2 separate regions of the Homo sapiens genome follow, and region 2 is linked to region 1. A link is a contact called in ENCODE Hi-C or POLR2A ChIA-PET data. All regions are on one chromosome and are shown on one strand. The core of a region is the stretch at or near the end of the contact, and the rest is flanking DNA. Distances in the headings are between cores, read along the strand shown. Region 1 holds the start of GMNN (geminin DNA replication inhibitor). Region 2 holds the start of CARMIL1 (capping protein regulator and myosin 1 linker 1).

Region 1 (4,263 bases), core at 766-3,265:
ACCACCTGGGTTCAAGCTATTCTCCTGCCTCTGCCTCCTGAGTAGCTGGGATTACAGACGCATGCCACCATGCCTGGATAATTTTTGTATTTTTAGTAGAGACAGGGTTTCACCATGTTGGCCAGGTTGGTCTTGAACTCCTGACCTCAGGGTGATCCGCCAGCCTCAGCCTCCCAAAGTGCTGGGATTACAGGCATGAGCCATGGTGCCTAGTGGTTGCTGAAATTTTTATGGCTAAACATTTTCCAGTATTTCTACCTCCTTATCCCATCATTTAATCCTTTTTAAATTAATATTTTAAAAATTTTATTATTGGCCAGGTGCAGTGGTTCACGCCTGTAATCCCAGCACTTTGGGAGGCCAAGGTGGGCAGATCACACGATCAGGAGTTCAAGACCAGCCTGGCCAACATAGTGAAACCCTGTCTCTACTAAAACTACAAAAAATTAGCTGGGTGTGGTGGCGGGCACCTGTAATCCCAGCTACTTGGGAGGCTGAGGCAGGAGAATCGCTTGAACCCGGGGGGGGCAGAGGTTGCAGTAAGCCGAGGTTGCACCATTGCACTCCAGCCCTGGTGACAGTGCAAGACTCCGTCTCAAAAAAAAAAATTATTATTGAAAATCCCAAACAGATATAAAAGTAGAGGGAGTGAATAAAAAATCTTCATGTACTCATCCATACTAGCCTCAGCAGTTATCAACACAAGGCCAATACTGTTTTATTCGCACCAGTGGTTCTCAACTGGGGATGATTTTGCCCTGCGGAAGGTTATCTGACAAGGTCTGCAGACATTTTTGGTCTTCACAATTGGGATGTACTCCTGGTAGCTAGAGGGTAGAGGCCAGGGATACTGCTAAACAGCATACAATGCCCAGGACAGCCCCCACCACGAACAATTTGCCCAGTCTAAAATGTCAATAGAGCCCATACTGAGAAAGCTTGATTTATACCTTTTCCCTTGCTTCTCTCAATAATTATTTCAAATAAAATATATGGTATAAAATTTCATCTGTAATTACCATTTATAGGTAGAAGCTATTACAATAAAACCCACAATATTGTCATTACAACTAATCTCTTTTTTTAACCCATTGCTCATCAGGTAACCTTAAACAACTCATATCTTACCATCCCAAAATATTCAGTCAGTGTTCAAATTTCCCTTGGGTATTTTTTTAAATACAGTGTTTAGTTCAGACGAGATCCATACATTGCATTTGGTAATATGTCCCTTATTTGTACTCGATAACGCCTTCCTTCTGCTTTTTATTTTTAAAATATTTTAAAATTAATTTTTTTTTGAGACAGGGTCTCCCTTTGTCTGTAGTCCCAGCTACTCGGGAGGCTGAGGCAGGAGAATCGCTTGAACCCGGGAGGCGGAGCTTGCAGTGAGCCGAGATCGCGCCACTGCACTCCAGCCTGGGTGACAGAGCGAGACTCCGTTTCAATTAAAAAAAAAAAAAAGAAGGAAAAGGCTAGACGTAATTATTACCAAGGTGTTTCTGCTCCTTCAAATTGCAACAGCAGTTGTAATTTCAGTGCCTAGAACAGTAGTAATTGGCACGTATAAGGCGCTCAATGAATAGCTGCAGGATTAACTGATAATCGGTTGTCTCCTGAACAATTCCTACCGCACCACACCATAGTCAAAACACAAAAAGCCAAAATATAAAAGCCCCTAATACAACTACGAGTCCGTGGAGCCAGGGCTTTACACAAATATATGTCGTGTACTACATATTAATATATATGCACATACAATATTTTGTTCTTCTGGTGCTAACGACTAATGGAGGCAAATCTTTCTCCCTTTCGTAAAGGGCTAAAACTTTGCATTTTAAGGAAGTTCCAAGAGCAGGGTCGGAGGGGAGGGTCAAAGGGCACAGGCCTCCCAGCCCGCAGAAAACCCCCACGGTCCTCAAGTACTCGCTACCGTTGACCGCGCAGGCGCAGGAAGGGGCGGGGCCGAGGGAAGAGGCGATTCGCGGGATCCAGAGGCCCCGCCCCTCGTCTGCGTCAGTTGGTCACGTGGTTGTTCGGAGCGGGCGAGCGGAGTTAGCAGGGCTTTACTGCAGAGCGCGCCGGGCACTCCAGCGACCGTGGGGATCAGCGTAGGTGAGCTGTGGCCTTTTGCGAGGTGCTGCAGCCATAGCTACGTGCGTTCGCTACGAGGATTGAGCGTCTCCACCCAGTAAGTGGGCAAGAGGCGGCAGGAAGTGGGTACGCAGGGGCGCAAGGCGCACAGCCTCTAGACGACTCGCTTTCCCTCCGGCCAACCTCTGAAGCCGCGTCCTACTTTGACAGCTGCAGGGCCGCGGCCTGGGTAAGGGCGAAGGGGTTGTTGAACGGTCGCGGGAGCCGGGGCGGGGTTGGGAGGTGAGTCGAGGGACTGCCCCATTGGCTGGGTCGGTTTTGGCGCGCTCTCACTTCCGCGCTTCCTATTGGCTGGCTGGCGCAGTTCCCGAGGCGCGCGCCGCGGTTGGTAGGCTCGGACGCGCGGGGCCACACTGCCCGCCCCCTAGCCTGGCGCTGGGCCTCCGGGACAAGTTGGCTGGGTCCGGGCTTGGGGACTGCAACGCGGGTAAGGGACTCAGCCTGGGCTTGCCAGCTGTGGGGATGAGGCGAAGCATCCATCCTCTTGGCAGTTAAGTGGCTGGTCCTGATCTGAGGGATCTGCAAATTTGGCTCATGGAAAGAGGTGGCTGAATTCTGCGTCTCCCATTAAACGGATACTGGCGTTGTTGATACGGGTTTCGCATGGACCCTGTCCTGTGCCAGGGTTTTTAATCTAGCTATTAAAGGAACTGGAGAATAACAAGTAAGGGTTGCAAGGTCGCTGACAGGCGTGGGAAACTTGTGAAGGATTAGAATGCTAAGTGGCTTTCAGCTTTTTTCACACTAAGGTACGTTTTACGTCGCAACCTAGGACACAGCTATCTAACCAAATGAGACGTGATGGAAGCAATGTTTCTCGTCTCTTCAATTCCATTCTGTTCAGTTGCATTTTTCTAAGCAGTGTTGCTCATGACTCACTAATTTCGAGATCACGGCCCGCGACCCGCAGTTTGAAGAACATTGCGTAGGGTCTGTTTACTGGGGCCCGAACACCATTTTCTTAACATGAAATAGAGTAGAAAATAGCAGGATGCCCGCACAAATTAGATTGTTTTGTTTTCTAAGCTTTTTTTTTTTTTGAGACGGAGTCTCGCTCTGTTGCCCAGGCTGGAGTGCAGTGGCAGGATCTCGGCTCACTGCCACCTCCACCTGTCGGGTTCAAGCGATACTCCTGCCTCAGCCTCCCGAGTAGCTGGGACTACAGACGAGCACCACCACGTCCGGCTAATTTTTGTATTTTTGGTAGAGATGGAGTTTCACCATATTGGCCAGGCTGGTTTCGAACTTCTGACCTCAGGTGATCCGCTTGCCTCGACCTTCCAGCACTTTGGTGATCATGCAGGTGATCCGCCTGCCTCGACCTCCCAAAGTGCTGGGATTACAGATGTGAGCCACCACGCCCGGCCTTTCCTAAGCTTTTTTGTTTGCACATGTGTGTGCACGCGCCAGGACACAAGGTAAAATGTATTAATGTTAGAAGCCACTGCACTGAGTAAAGGCATGGCCACAAAAATTAGGGACATCTATCGACGAGGCACAGGCGCAGACACGGCAGGGGCCAATGGGTAGTGGGCAGTGGGCAGTGGGCAGTGGAGCAGCAGTTCAGATGCTGAGTTTGGCCCAGTGGTCTAGTCAACCGCATTACATAGATCCCTTTCTACCTTTTCCCTCTTTCTTGCTTGTTAGTCCTTCAGTTCATGTTACTGGTTAAACATTTCCTACAAATGTAAATGCATGATCTCATTTGACCAGATATTAAGTCTGTGTTAAGTTATTGTCAGAGCCCAGTTTATTATACCTTAAATCTGTCTTTGAATCAGGAAAGTTAAGATGCTGCTCTTTAGGATGGACCTGGGCATACCCTAGTATCTGTTTATTTTGCTTTTTCTGGTGACTATTTAATCCAGGACAATATGTTTAGAAATTTTAAACCAGTTTTAGAAATTGGTTTAAAATACATTAATTTCATTTTTTCAGCTATAATTATTATGTGTGTATATATGTAAAATATAGATATCAAGAGTCATTAACTTTAGTCACCTTAGTCATTGACAGGGCTGAGTTTGGATTAAGAGAGAAAAAATAATAGTTCTACTGTACAATAGTATAATTTTTATGATTGTAAGTATTTTAAACCTAGACTCCACC
Region 2 (4,263 bases), core at 795-3,294, 500 kb after region 1:
AAACAGTGCTCCTTGGAGTTCTCTGCTTGCTATTCTGAAACATATTTGAGTTTTGCAACCGAGAAGTAAATGACTTTGATTTCCAAAATCAGTCAGTCATTTTTCAGTGTTGTGATAGGAGATTCATTTGAATTCACTTCTTCAGAGATGCAGGAGCCAATCAGGATCCTGTTGCAGTGAAAATGATTCTTTTATTGAAACCCCAGCTTCCTTTAAAAGAAGCCAAAGAGTACTGAATTACAGAACTGCCATACAGCCTTCCCTTTATTCTTTCCATCACCCAGGCCACAGGAAAAAAAAAAAAAAGACAAACTTTTGTTCTTATTTTCACAAGTTATCACATGGTTTGGAAACTTCAGGGCATTTCTGAAACTTCATTGGTATGTGCCAGAAAAGTCCTCTTTAACACACCAGGTTGAATGAAAGACAGTTTGAGATGTTAATTTCCATTTACTGCAGAAAAAATATATTTAATGCATTAAGGAAATGTCTAGCTTAAAGAAATTGCCCACTTTTGAAACAAATGGTTGGAGGCCTGAGGTCCAAAGCTCTAAAATCAGTTAACAAATGTTTATTGAACACCTATTTTGAACTAGGCTGTTGAAGAAGTTCAAAAGTCTAAGATAAATTCCCACTTTCAACTCACCTACAGTCTAGTTGGGCAGAAAAAATCCAAACTCAGGGGACAATGCAAGAGTTAGATAGTAAAACCAGACAAATACACAAGCAATGAAACACGACACCATATGGTTGGGTTTAGAAAAGTGTTTCAGGCAATACATATTGTAGAGGCTTAGGGATCACAGTAATCTGAAAATCCCTGGAAAATATTCACAAAGAAGGTAGACCATTGGGATGGGTTTGAAAACATAGATAAGAATCAGATAACCTTAAGAGGAAGGAGGAAGCAAACAGTGAGTCTGGTTGTAATAGAGAAGGGAGTGGGAGAGGTTAAGGAGGGTGGGAAGGGGCCAGGTTGGCAAATCCTTAGTGGTAAGGCCTGGCTGTGGGGCTGAAGATGATTCTAAGGGGTCCAAGGTCAACAGCAGTGTTTAAAATTAGATTGCCAAGTGCATGGATTCCCTTTCCTTTCCTCCTTTTCTGTCCTTTAAAAGCAGAACCTGATTAGACAGTCTGGGACATTCCCAGCCCTAGGCTAAAAAGCAGCGATTGAGGCACAAAGTATTCTTGGCCCTGAAGTTGAACCTCTGGGGATGGAGCTCAGGGAAGTCATAGGGAGTTTGGGCCCAGGTAGGATCAGACCTATCCGCAGGCTTACATAGGCTCCAGTGATTAAAGCTCAGCTTCCTGAATATGCCCCGAGGATAAAAGAGACTTTTCCGAGTGAAAGGCATTTTCCAAGGCGCTCTCAACGGGAATGTCTGAGATAGCGAACTGCGGCTGCAGAGCACCAGCTGAACGCACACACACAAGTGTCTTCTCACGGTATGATTAGTGTTCACAGGTTTCGTCTAGCTCATCAGAAATGAAGAATAGCGATGATGAAGTGACATGTCACCGGGAGGGTTGAAAAAGAAAAAGTGCGTAAGAGGGTCCCAAAAAGAACCAGCTTCCGTGTAGACGGGTCTGCAGAATCTGCCGTCTCCCGTCTTCTGGGTCCCCTGGCCCGCCCGGAGTGGGGACAAGGAAATGGAAAGCCCGGCTCACCCGGCTCTCCTCCCTCGCAGCCAGCAGATGGCTCCCGGGCTCTCTCGCGAGCCCGCTCGCCCCCTCTCCAGACGCAGGGCTTTTGCGGTTTGGGAGGGAGGCTGCGAGGAGGGGCGCGGTGCCCGCCGCCGCCACCGCAGCACCGCACAGCGTCTCTCCTGGGGGTGCGACCTACGCCGGGGACCCAGCGCTCGGGCACCGGAGGCCGGCCTCGCACCGGTGCGGAGGCCGGCTCTCGCGAGGTGAGGAGGAAACGCAGGAGGAAGAGGAGAAGGAGAAGGAGGAGAAGGAGGAGGGCCGGAGCTGCCCCCGCCCAGCCGGAGCCCGGCAGGAGCGCGAGGAAAACCTACTCCCCCCGCCCCGCGCCGCTCTCCCCGCCCTCTCCCACGCCTTCCGCTTTCACCTAGGGCTGTAGGTGCGGCGCGGAGGCTGGGCGGGAGCTACGCCGGCCCAAGCCCCGCCGGGGACCAGCGAGCCGGGAGGAGGAGCAGGCGCCACAGCCGCCCCGCGCCCCGCGCCCGCTTGTAATCCGGTCCGCTCCTTATTCAGCCGCCGGGAACTGCGAGGAGGCGTCATGTAGCAGCAGCAGCAAATCCGCCTCGCATTTGCAACTCTTTTTTTTTTTTTTGGTGGGGCGGGGGGCGCGCGGCAAAATTCTGTCTCCGCCCCCCCTTTTCTTGCCCACTTCCATTTGCAAGCTGCATCTGCCTCTCTAAAAAAATTGAGGAGTTCGGGGAAGGGCAGGGGGCCATAAATCAGAGTTGGACCTGCAATAACCCCCACACCTACAGGGCAACCATGACCGAGGAGAGCTCTGACGTTCCCAGGGAGTTGATAGGTAAGATTCACGCGGTTGTTGGTTTTCCACCTTCCTCTGCGTACTCCTCACCTCTCTCTCCCTTCCCACCTCTGCTTTCCCGCAGGTCTCGAGAAGTCTTGGCGCCCCTTAGGGCAGAGTGGTGTTGGGCAGGGTCACTGGGGGTGCCGGGAAGTTTGTTCCCATCCGACCGCCTGTAGAGCCAAGTGCAGAGAGGGAAGGCTTCGGGGAGGAATCGGGAGTCCTCGGGAGGTGGGTGGGAGGAGGGTCTCGACTGTGAGCCCTGGGCACCTCCTCTTGCCCGGAAGCGGGGATCCAGGTTGGCGAAAGAAGGGGGCGGGCCATCTTAGACTTGGGAGTTCTGCAAGCGAGGGGAGCCCTTTACAGCTCCCAGCCCACTGCCCCAAACTCGGGAAAGTCCGGGAAAGCCTATTGGAAGGACAGGTGGCGAGCGCACAGTAGGTCGTCTCCGGCACGTGTCAGGCGCTTTCCTGAAAATGCCCCGCGGGAGGTGATCTTCTGACACGCAGACTTGGGGGAGTGGGCGCTAGTCTGGTAAAATGACTGGGCTTGGCAAGGTGTGGCTTGGTGTAGCCAGCTGGGAGCGAAAGGGTTACAGGGCTGACGCAGACTCAGGCCAGGAAATAGAGGGTTAATGATAAAAGCCTTATTTTAATAATGATTAACCTACCGATTCTCCCTATAGGGGATCTCTTAGGGAACCCGTGTGTGTTACGCTGTGCAAGGTGACCCATTGTTTGAGTACCTTGAGGTTTTTTTTTTTTTGGTGGTGGTGGGGGCGGGGCTGGTTAAGTCTTGGGGTTTAACTTAATTATCTGGAGGGTTAAAATGGCAGAGCTGAAATAGGATGGGAGAGTGTTCTGAAAACCTAGCGTTTAAGCATGTATATGTGTGTAGCATGTTATACTGTAACAAGGTATGTGCGTCTGTGTACAGATGTGTTTTGAGCCCTAGTGACCTATATTCCCTCCTGTACCATTCTTGGCACACTACACAGCCTACAGCTCACAAAGATGATGTTTAATCGGCGCTGACAACAAGAGGAAGTTCTGAGCACCCGTTGATCTCCATGTGTGGAATTTGCCCCTCTGTTGTTTCTTTTAGCTAATAATACTTTGGAGGAATTTGTGTATGCCCTTCCGTTGGTGACTGTTAACTCAGCAGGTAAAACTTGATGTAGAGAGGCTGTTGCTAGGTTTGTATGGAAGCCCCTACTTCTGCTGAATTACAGACAAACCTGATCTTTTACCAGAATTTACAGTATGAAATTATTCACAGACGCACGCGCGTGTGCGCGCGCGCACACACACACACACACACACACACACACACACGCACCTCTCATCATGATCCCAGCAGATCCTCTTCTCTCTCCCCAACCCTGTGGAGTCTGCATCTTTTGCTGGAGTGAGTGACACATCCGGTTCTGGGAGGCTGCGACCTTTCCAACACCCCAAGCAAACGCCAGAGGCTCTGAAGACGCCTCCAGAGGTCCTGAGAATGAGTGTAGGGCAGGGCTTGCCTGGCTGGTCAGGGGATAAGGATGGCTAAAGTGGGTGGCAGATTTTTACTTTATATAAGGAGTTGTCCTTAAGTCTGGAAATGGAAAGTGTAGGTAATTACTTAGGCCCAAGAGAAAGAGTGAAGGGTAGAGTGGAAATAAGGTGTCTGGGTTTCTATTCATGGTTCTCAAAAGGAATAGTTTGTATATTTTAAAAGTTGAGTTTGACCTTTATCTTGAAATGGAATTTTTGTTT

The links. Hi-C counts contacts between places; a loop is a spot of excess contacts on that map. ChIA-PET counts read pairs that join two places held with the same protein, here RNA polymerase II (POLR2A). Pooled maps may share reads with other maps.
Region 2: a loop to region 1 is called in a pooled map, with 9 times the contacts of the local background. The contact joins the promoter of CARMIL1 here to the promoter of GMNN in region 1. A Hi-C loop is called at or near these places in 5 of 50 pooled maps. POLR2A ChIA-PET finds 5 or more read pairs at or near these places in 2 of 52 experiments (H1 and activated naive CD4-positive, alpha-beta T cell).

Annotation. Positions count from the first base shown.
Region 1 is chr6:24,772,922-24,777,184 of GRCh38, forward strand. GMNN (geminin DNA replication inhibitor) reads left to right here and starts at 2,016. Exons shown (of 7, transcript NM_015895.5): 1 at 2,016-2,323. RefSeq lists an enhancer at 2,931-3,010.
Region 2 is chr6:25,277,330-25,281,592 of GRCh38, forward strand. CARMIL1 (capping protein regulator and myosin 1 linker 1) reads left to right here and starts at 2,045. Exons shown (of 37, transcript NM_017640.6): 1 at 2,045-2,506. The coding sequence starts at 2,467. RefSeq lists a silencer at 1,773-2,242.